Regions from separate parts of the Mus musculus genome. Here region 1 is linked to region 2. A link is a loop called in an ENCODE intact Hi-C map of the cell type or tissue named here. Cell type or tissue: left cerebral cortex. All regions are shown on one strand. Links, peaks and the distances in the headings refer to the core of each region. The heading gives the core; the rest is flanking DNA. Region 1 has its middle 23 kb from the start of Gm29007. Region 2 overlaps Agmo (alkylglycerol monooxygenase).

Region 1 (4,412 bases), core at 142-4,141, 500 kb before region 2:
CAAAGGATAACTTTCCTGCCTTCCTCTTTCTGGCACTAACCTGCTCTTGGTCAGAATGGAGATATAATGAGAAATGGGAAAAGCACAGAGATTACATGAACATTCAAATGAGGCAGTTCAGCCCAAGGTAGATGAAGCAAAAATTATGACTAAAGCTACAAACAAACAAAGCAAACAAAGTAATGTAATGTAATGTAAAGTAATGTAATGTAATGTAAGTTGAGTTTGCATTTGTATATGTGTGTGTATGTGTATGTGTGTTTGTCTCTCTGAGTGTGACCATGTGTGGATGTGTACTCATGCTCGTGTGTGTGTGTGTGTGTGTGTGTGTGTGTGTGTGTGTGTGTATGTTTGTCTGTCTGTACCTGTGTGTGCATGTATACTCATGCTCATGTGTGTCTGTGTATGTGTGCATGTTTTTGTGTGTGCCTGTGTGTGCTTATGTACTCATGCTCATATGTGGGTATGTGTCTGTGTGTGTACACATACTCATACTCATGTGTGAGTGTGGTAGGGGTATTTTAATAATTACCAGATACTTGCATGAAGGTGATAGAATGTTATCAAAAAAAAAAAAAAAAAAAAAAAAGGAGATGGGCTGGAAATCCCCTGTGTTACCATTTCCAATGAGGAAGAGACTTTCTAAATCACAAGCTGGGAAAGAAAATTTAATTCCTACTATATCAATTGAATAAATATATATATAGAATTATCTCTCGCTCTCTTTATTGCTTGTTGATTGATTGAAAAGGCTGGTTTTTTTTTCTGTCATCAGGTACTGTAGATATTTTATGAAAATATTAAATGAGTTAAAAATGCACAGAGAAGAATAAATAAGTAAGAAAAATAGAAAAGTGGAAGTCAGAGCAGCTGTAGTGAAGTGGAATGGAGTGAACAAGAGAGAGAGCAAGGGAGCCATGGAATATTGGTCTATGTCAGCCCCAGCAAGGAGGCCCAACCTTAGGATTTTTTTTTAAGTATACATACTTCCAAGAAAATTGTAACAAATTGGCACAAAAATTGTAACACATGTCAGCACAAAATACCATGTATATGTGTGTATGCACACATATGCAAACAACAATCAAACATACTAACTTGAAAATGGTTTTATGGGACAAAGTTAAATTTTAATGTTTTTAAATAACCTCTTGTATTCCCATAATTTTATCTGTATCTCTCTTTCTAAATTCTGTGCTGACTTTAGTACAAGAAATGTGATAAATTAATACTTCTAGGGAGATTCAGAATTACAGATCCCAGGTGTGTACTTGAAGTGAGGATATTTTATCTTTTCAGTTATTAGTTTTGAGACTTTTGTGGAGGTATAAAATGTTTAGGTTTTATTTCCCTGCTCCAACAACTTTTAGATCCAGCCCACTTCTCTACCCATCCAATTTCATGTTTTTTTTTTCAACTCTCTCACTTTATTTTTTTAAATTTTTTTATTGGTTATTTTATTTATTTACATTTCAGATGTTATCCCCCTTCCTGGTTTCTCTTCCACAGCCCTCCTATCCCATCCCCTCCCCCCTGCTTATATGAGGGTGCAACCCCACCCACTCAGTCCCCTCCAGCCTCTCACCCTAGCATTCCCCTATGCTGGAGCATCAAACCTTCACAGGACCAAGGGCCTCCCCTAACCCTTGAAGACCAATTTATACTTACCTCTCACAGATGTATATGCAATCTTTCCTGAGAACACAGTTACCTTACCAGGGGTTAGGACCTAAGAGTCTTTCTCTCCATTACCTAACAATTGTGTCTCCATGCTGAGATCTGGTTTGGCTTAGGCTTGCACACTCTTGTCCATGCTATTGCAACCACTGTAAATTCCTACTTTCAACTGGCCCTGCTTTGTCCAGGGGATAGTGGTTTTTCGCTGTCATCTACCAACTCTAGCCATTAATGTTTTTTCAGAATCTCTTCTGCGATGGTCCCTTAGCTTGGACATTGGGGTGCAGCTTATATATTTCCTTTAGCGTGTAAATTCTGAAGTCTCTGATTCTCTGCATTTTTGCTAGTTGTGGAACTCTGAGTTAATCCCTTTCCACTGAAAATTCTCAGATGCGGGTTGAGAGATGCATTGATGTGATAGCTGTATGTGGAAAGGCACACCAATTCTATTTTCAGTAACGTGAAGTTCTATAACCATATGTATCTCTAGTCCTGTGCTTTTAAAGAAAATTCAAAATCTGTTGCTACGATAAATGCCTGTTGGATAGATGAATGGGCAACTTCTATTCACCAGGAGACACAATATAACACATTGATGTTAAATTAATGAATAAATGAGCTAGTTGAATTATGAATGGATATTCCCAAAGAGTTCCTATAAATAAATCTGAAAAATCTTCCTTTAACACATTAAAAAAAATACAACTCATAAAGGTTTGAAAAATAATGTTATGTTTTTTCTTCTCCTAATGGTGAATTTTATGATAGTAAAATTTATATTAATAATCCTCAACATGCAATATTCTAGGAACTATTCCACTTTAAGTCTTTAAAAGTCCCTGTGCTGCTGGAAGAACTGTGAACTATTGCAGTTGATTTTCTTGTAGCAGTTCAGTATGAATGGTCTTTTTCTAAGTGGTGTCTCCATCACATGGATTGAATTTTAAACTATTTTTTCTATGGCCAATCAGACATTATAAAATAGTTATGCTACTGACTTGGTATATGTTCAATGTCAAGCCGCGTTTTTCCATTGACAGCTTGAGAAGGCTGTAAAACCATTAAAACTTAAACTTGTGGTTCAAAGGGAGTTTCAGCACTTAGGCTGCTTTTAATTTTCTTTCCTTAGTGAACACCTGCCCTTCCTTGAGTATTAAATCCAATGTGTAACTGGTTGGATTTTGTTGGTACTCCAGGTAAAAGTGGGAAAATATTAACTATTTGAACAGAGGAAAACAGGAGGGAACTATTTTACCGTTATATTTTACATACTTATAAACATCAACATGTAAAACAGTATCCATTAAAATAATCTGCATCTAATTTCCTAAAGTAATCAATTATTACTTTAAAATGACTGGTAGCACTGAATCTAGCATTAGTGATTATAGAGTAGACTTTTGATATTAATGGCTAATTTCTGAGCACCAGACGGAACACTGATTCTGCTAAGACCCAGCATTACTTTTTTTTTTTTTTTTTTTTGCTTTTGGACATAGCAGTACATACAACACTTGAACAAACAACTGTTTTATTAAAATATAGGTTGGGACTCACCCATTTCTTTTCATCAATTAATTTTTGAGCGCCGAGTTAGCATCAGTTACTCTTAGGCACTTGGCCAACCCAAGCAGAAAATCTTATCTTCGGGAACACAAAGATTACTAGAGGAGAACAAATGCATTTGTAGGTTCAATCAGATATACAGCGTGAATATGTGTAGAAACAGTCTCAGGAGGAAAGGGATAGTAGTCTAATCACTCTCTCCATGCAGACTATTCCCACAAGATTTGTAATATAATGAGAACAGTTTTGGAACACTGCATTCTGATTATATTTACTTCTTAGTTCCTCCTAGTCACCCCCACCAACTCTTCCACATCAATCCATTTTTCCTCTACATCCTTTATTTACAATGGCCATCCCTTAGTATTCATGTCATTATTGTATGCATGAGTCGGTCTTGCAGTGCAGGTCAGCACTGGACCTCACGGGATTCACAGTTGGATAGATTACTGATTGTCTTTCACAGCAACCTGCACAGTGTTCTCTGGACCTATGGATGCTAGCCAGCAGTGGGGAAGCCTTTTTGTCAGTATGAACTTGATTTTTTTGTTTGTCTTATAAACAAAGTAAGCTGTTTTGTGGTCAACCATGAACAATGATATCAGGCTGTATTGATTTGGGATCTTTGCAAAACTTCTGACAAATTCAAGGGGAGGTCTTCTATACCTGGAAAAGGACTTTTTATTTGATAATCTACACCTTTTGGGAAAAGTATTATCACAGGTGTATGGTAACCCCAATTAAACTCTTTGAAATTATATATATTATTATTTGAAATTATATATTATATTATAACATATAGTATAATATATAATCTTACATCTATGCATCTGTGTATCTGTGTATCTATCTATCTATCTATCTATCTATCTATCTATCTATCTATCTATTGATCTATCATCTATCTACCTATATATCTATCCTCTGTCTATGTGATGTATATACATTATTATATATAAATTATAAAATAGTTGATTTCCATGTGGCTTTTTCAAACCTCCTTATTTATCCCTCCCCCACATTCTCTTTCTCCTTCAGATGAATAAAACTTCCCTTTGTATTATTTCCTTTTATATCATCATAGAATTTTATTTTTTAACTTCCTCCTTGACTCTCCTTTTATAATGGATGTTTTTAGCTCAACTTCTGACATGAACCTTTTGCTGTTT
Region 2 (4,412 bases), core at 85-4,084:
TCAATTTTAAGAAAACTTTTGTAGTTACATTTTAATACATAGTGATATCAAAAGGGAAAGGCAAATTAGCCAGAGTTTTGTGGATTTCATTCCTGTTGAATGAAATGCATACTTGGCTAGATTATATTGCCTCAGAGGAAAATGATTCTTCAACAGTGTTTTCATTTCTCATATTCCTAAGCCTCCTTAAACTATTGAAGCAATTACATCATCTAACGTAGAACACTCAGGATTCACTACTCACAAATGCAGAAAAAAAAAACTGTTTTATTATGTTCAGTGTCTAGTTTATATAACCCTGTATCTTTAAATAATCTATATTTGTAAATGTAAGAGAAAAAAGAGCAAAAATACCTTCTTACTCATATTTTTAGCTTCATATAGCATGCCTTGTTGTTAAGTTGACTAAATTCCATCCTTGAACAGCTTGCTAAGTGTTAAGTAATTTGACTGTGCAAAATTATTTGTGTTTGTTTTTTTCCAGGAAATAATGTAACTCACTGGAACAAAAGTTTTGATTCACTTTTGTTGTTTTCTTTCTTTAGATTTTCTTTTCGGTTTGCATTGCTTTCTGGGGCGTAAGAAGCATAACACAACTCACCTCTGGCTCTTGGAAAAAGCCTTAATGCATACAGATCCACCGGTCCTGTCAGTTCTCCGTCCTGCATCACCATAGTACATCATCACAGAGAAAGAGTGGTATCTTACATGGTACCTACAAGAGCAACTTAGTTAATGAAAAATGAAAACATTTCTTTACCTATGCTGTTCACATTTGTTTTTCTGTTGAAATTACTATGAATTATTATTTTTATTTTGCTCTCACTAAAACCTATCCATATCCATTGAGGCTATATTCATTTCTCTCTGTGGCAATGAATAAGGAAAGGAAACAGGGGCATAAATTTGTTTAAAGAGTGAAAATTATGTTTGTCTTCTTGGTTTGATAGCTGATCCTTTAACATTTTTTAAAAGTATATACATAGATACATCTCTGTTGTATTTAAAATATATTGTTGTGTGTGTGAACCTGCATTTGCCTCTGCAAATCAGTCATCTATAGTGGGGCGTTACATAAACACACACCAACTATGTGAAAAAATATTAGAATGGAAAGAATCAATCTGTTCAACAGGTTCATCTGCAGTACATATTTCTACAATGTTGGGTTAGCATGTTGCAATTACATAAGGAGGACATCACAATTCATGCTGTTTCAAATACTGATAAAAATTATCTCAAAGAACTGACAAAGCTGGTATGCTTACACTGTTTAATAAGATATTAAAAGTGTTTTAAAATTATTGGTTATTTTATTTATTTACTATTCAGATGTTATATCCCCCTTCCCAGGTTTCCCCTCCTCAAACCCACTATCCCATCTCCCCTCTCCCTGCTTCTATGAGGGTGCTCCCCCGCCCCAACCAATCCTGCCTCACTGACCTGGCATTCCCCTATGTTGGGGCTTTGAGCCTTCAAAAGACCAAGAGCCTCCACTCCTATTGATGCCAGATTGAAGTCTTCTATATGTTTCTTTTGGAGAGAACTGACAGAGCTAAGAACTGAGCTCAGAAAAGGATTGAAAAAGTCTTTAAAAAAATAAGAATTGTTCTTTTCTGGCAATATTTATTGGACAATTTCAAGCGACAATTTTTGCAGTCCAAGTTAAAAGTGCTAATCTAAATTAATGACTTTCATTACTCTCAATTTATAGGCATCACTGAATTAAGGAGACTAAATGGTTGCTTCATTATACGTATTTCACTTAAGACTGCAAGGAAGAAACCTAGGAAGCTGTCCGAGAATAAGGCTGCAGGTGCTCGTGCACCCATGAGACCGGGTTAAAGTGTGTTTACTTTTCAAGCTGGAACAGCAGAGGAAGATTACCTTTGCATGATGAAAATATTAATTATATCTCAAGCATCAGAAGTGGGTTTGGCTTTGCTCCATTCATGTTTTTATACTTCTTAATTAAACACAGGAGTCACGCTGTTTCTGAAGTCCGGTGTAAATATTAATGCCGGTTGCAGTGCCTCACTTAACGGGCATGGCTGGCCTTCACAGGTATAAAGCTACCTTAAGGCAGGGAGCCCTCTGCTGGTATAAAATTATTCATGTACCATCAAAGTTCTTGAGCTGCATAGTATACATTGTAAAGAATCTCTATGCTATAGGTCGCATCATTAAATTACGGGAAGAAAAGAGTATTTTTATAGATTCTTTAATTTTTAATTAGCATGTCGAAATAGTTTTACGATGGAGAAAGAGACAGACAGACACACACAAACCCACGCTCATACTGAGAGAGAGAGGGGGGAGAGGTAGTTTAAAATGACTATAGCGATGAAAATAATTCATGTGCAACAGCATCCTTTGAAGAAACTCAAATGTATAACTCATGTTTTTTCATTATAATTTGGCTCATTTTATTTTTAGAAATACAGCTACTTTCAAGTTATAAATTTCCAAGCCTTTGAATATGGATATGGTTCCCAGATAGGTGATGTGCCCAGAGCTTCTCTGCATTAGATAGGACTTTTATTCACCTTCACCCTTGCTAATTTTCCAGGCCTACTTTCTCTGGCAAACACTAATGCATGGTGACAGGTCATGAAACTCTTAGTAATATCATAAATTGATCTTGAATGATTCCATGTAATTTATGCTGGCTCTTGACTGGAAGGACTTTAATTGTCCTTATTTCTCTCCCTCAAGAGAATAACACCAGAAATAGGGCTTGTCCATTACTCATTTTTGATGGAGAGATGTACTCTGCTTTTGCAATAATTACGAAGTCACTCAGTCCTGCTTATGTACCTAAAGAACTACAATAGCCATGTGTTTGTAGGGCAGAACTCCATTAGCAGTAGTTACTGGAACCTCTAAATGATTGCAGAAGCAAGTACTATGAAACCATTTTGCAGAAATCTGAAGAAGGTTAAATCAGTTACCCAATACCGCCATGGAACACACTAGGTGTCTCCTCTTCTTCTCCTTTTTTTTTTTTTTTTTGTTAATTCTCTGAATTCTAACAGCAAAGACTATGACACTTCTTCATGTCCTGTTACAAGATATTCAGAGAAAAACTCAACAATTACAGGCTCAGGAGTTCAGGAGCAGAGTATGTCATCACTCTCCAATTTGATGTTCCCACTTCAAAAAGATTAAAGGAGAATTCTGTGTAATAGTTGAGAAGGTTTATGTGTCCTGGGCTTTTAAACCTTGTACGATTGATGTCCTAATTAGCTTTCTTTTTCTGTGACAAAAAGCATTACCTAAAGCAACTTGGGGAGAAAAGGATTTACTTCATCTTACACTTCAGGGAACAGTCCATCACTGAGGGGAGGCAAGGTTGGAGCTGAAGCAAAAATCTGGCACAACAGTGTTTACCGGCTTGCTCTTCATGGCTCATCCAGCCTGCTTTGTTATGCAATAGAGTATGGGGTGCTAATTGGTAGCACTAAACACAGTGGACTGGGCCATCCTATATCAATTATCAGTCAAGAAAATCTCACAGCCCATACACTACAGGTAATCTGATAGAGACAATTCTTAACTTTGGCTCTTCGATCCAGGTGACCATGGCATGTATTATCCTGACACAAAAATATAACCAGGCCAATTGGTAGTGTACTATTATGCATTAGCTTGTTAGAGACATAAATAAATAAGTAAATAAGTAAATAAATAAATAAATAAATAAATTCACCCCTGTTCTTAGTCTGTTTTTTTTTTTTTTTTGCTAGAATTTTCCATTTGTTTCCCCTGCCATTAGTTAACTTATGATCATATTTGTTTAACCTCAACTAATTTTCAAAGGGCCATGCTATTTTGGGTATGTGATTCTGTAACTGTATTCAGAAACTCAACTAGCCAGTAAACTTAATGAACTCTCCTAATATCTGGGATTCCTAGCTTTTATTACTATTCATCAGTTTTCAAAATCTCCGTCTATTTTAACATATAATTTAACTGCTCAGTGAGGAAACTACAATAGAAATACTGATTCCTTAACATATAGTAAATAGTTTGGTCTAAAGTTAAGCAATCTACTAATGAAAACAGCAGTAACCAGACTCCATCTCTTTTTTTTCCACTACTCCCTATTTTCTGAAAAACACACATATAAGCCGAAAAAACACAGAGCACCTTAGCTTCCATAATCGTAAAGCACTGTTTATGTTAGGATTCTCAGCATCTCTCTGGGAGCAAAGGCTTCATATAAGCTTGCCTCTGAGGAAAGAGTCTGACAACATTGTATTCATGGTCAGAATACATATTTCCAAATCTCATCCTGCCCTCTCTTCTTTTCAATAGCATAGCAATGTAGTCTCTTTTCTCACCAAAGACAAAATCAAAAAGTTTACTCTCAAAGTAAGATCGTTTTCCATTGCAGTAGTAACTAAATACTC

What was found. Peaks named below come from ENCODE experiments on the same cell type or tissue, not always from the same donor. Only the 100,000 strongest peaks of a DNase experiment are listed, where the experiment ranks them.
Region 1: it touches region 2 in a loop (2.1-fold over the local background); 2 of 42 quality-filtered maps call a loop at or near these places.

Annotation. Positions count from the first base shown.
Region 1 is chr12:37,081,303-37,085,714 of GRCm38, forward strand. No RefSeq gene overlaps it. Among named protein-coding and RNA genes, the nearest start is that of Gm29007, 23 kb to the right of the region's middle. In left cerebral cortex, for the core only: no CTCF peak of the experiment used is centred there; a DNase peak (open chromatin) is centred at 2,045.
Region 2 is chr12:37,580,899-37,585,310 of GRCm38, forward strand. Agmo (alkylglycerol monooxygenase) reads left to right here. Exons shown (of 13, transcript NM_178767.5): 13 at 546-1,034. The coding sequence ends at 626. Among named protein-coding and RNA genes, the nearest start is that of Gm34408, 110 kb to the left of the region's middle. In left cerebral cortex, for the core only: a CTCF peak has its summit at 2,101 (motif pointing left); a DNase peak (open chromatin) is centred at 2,149.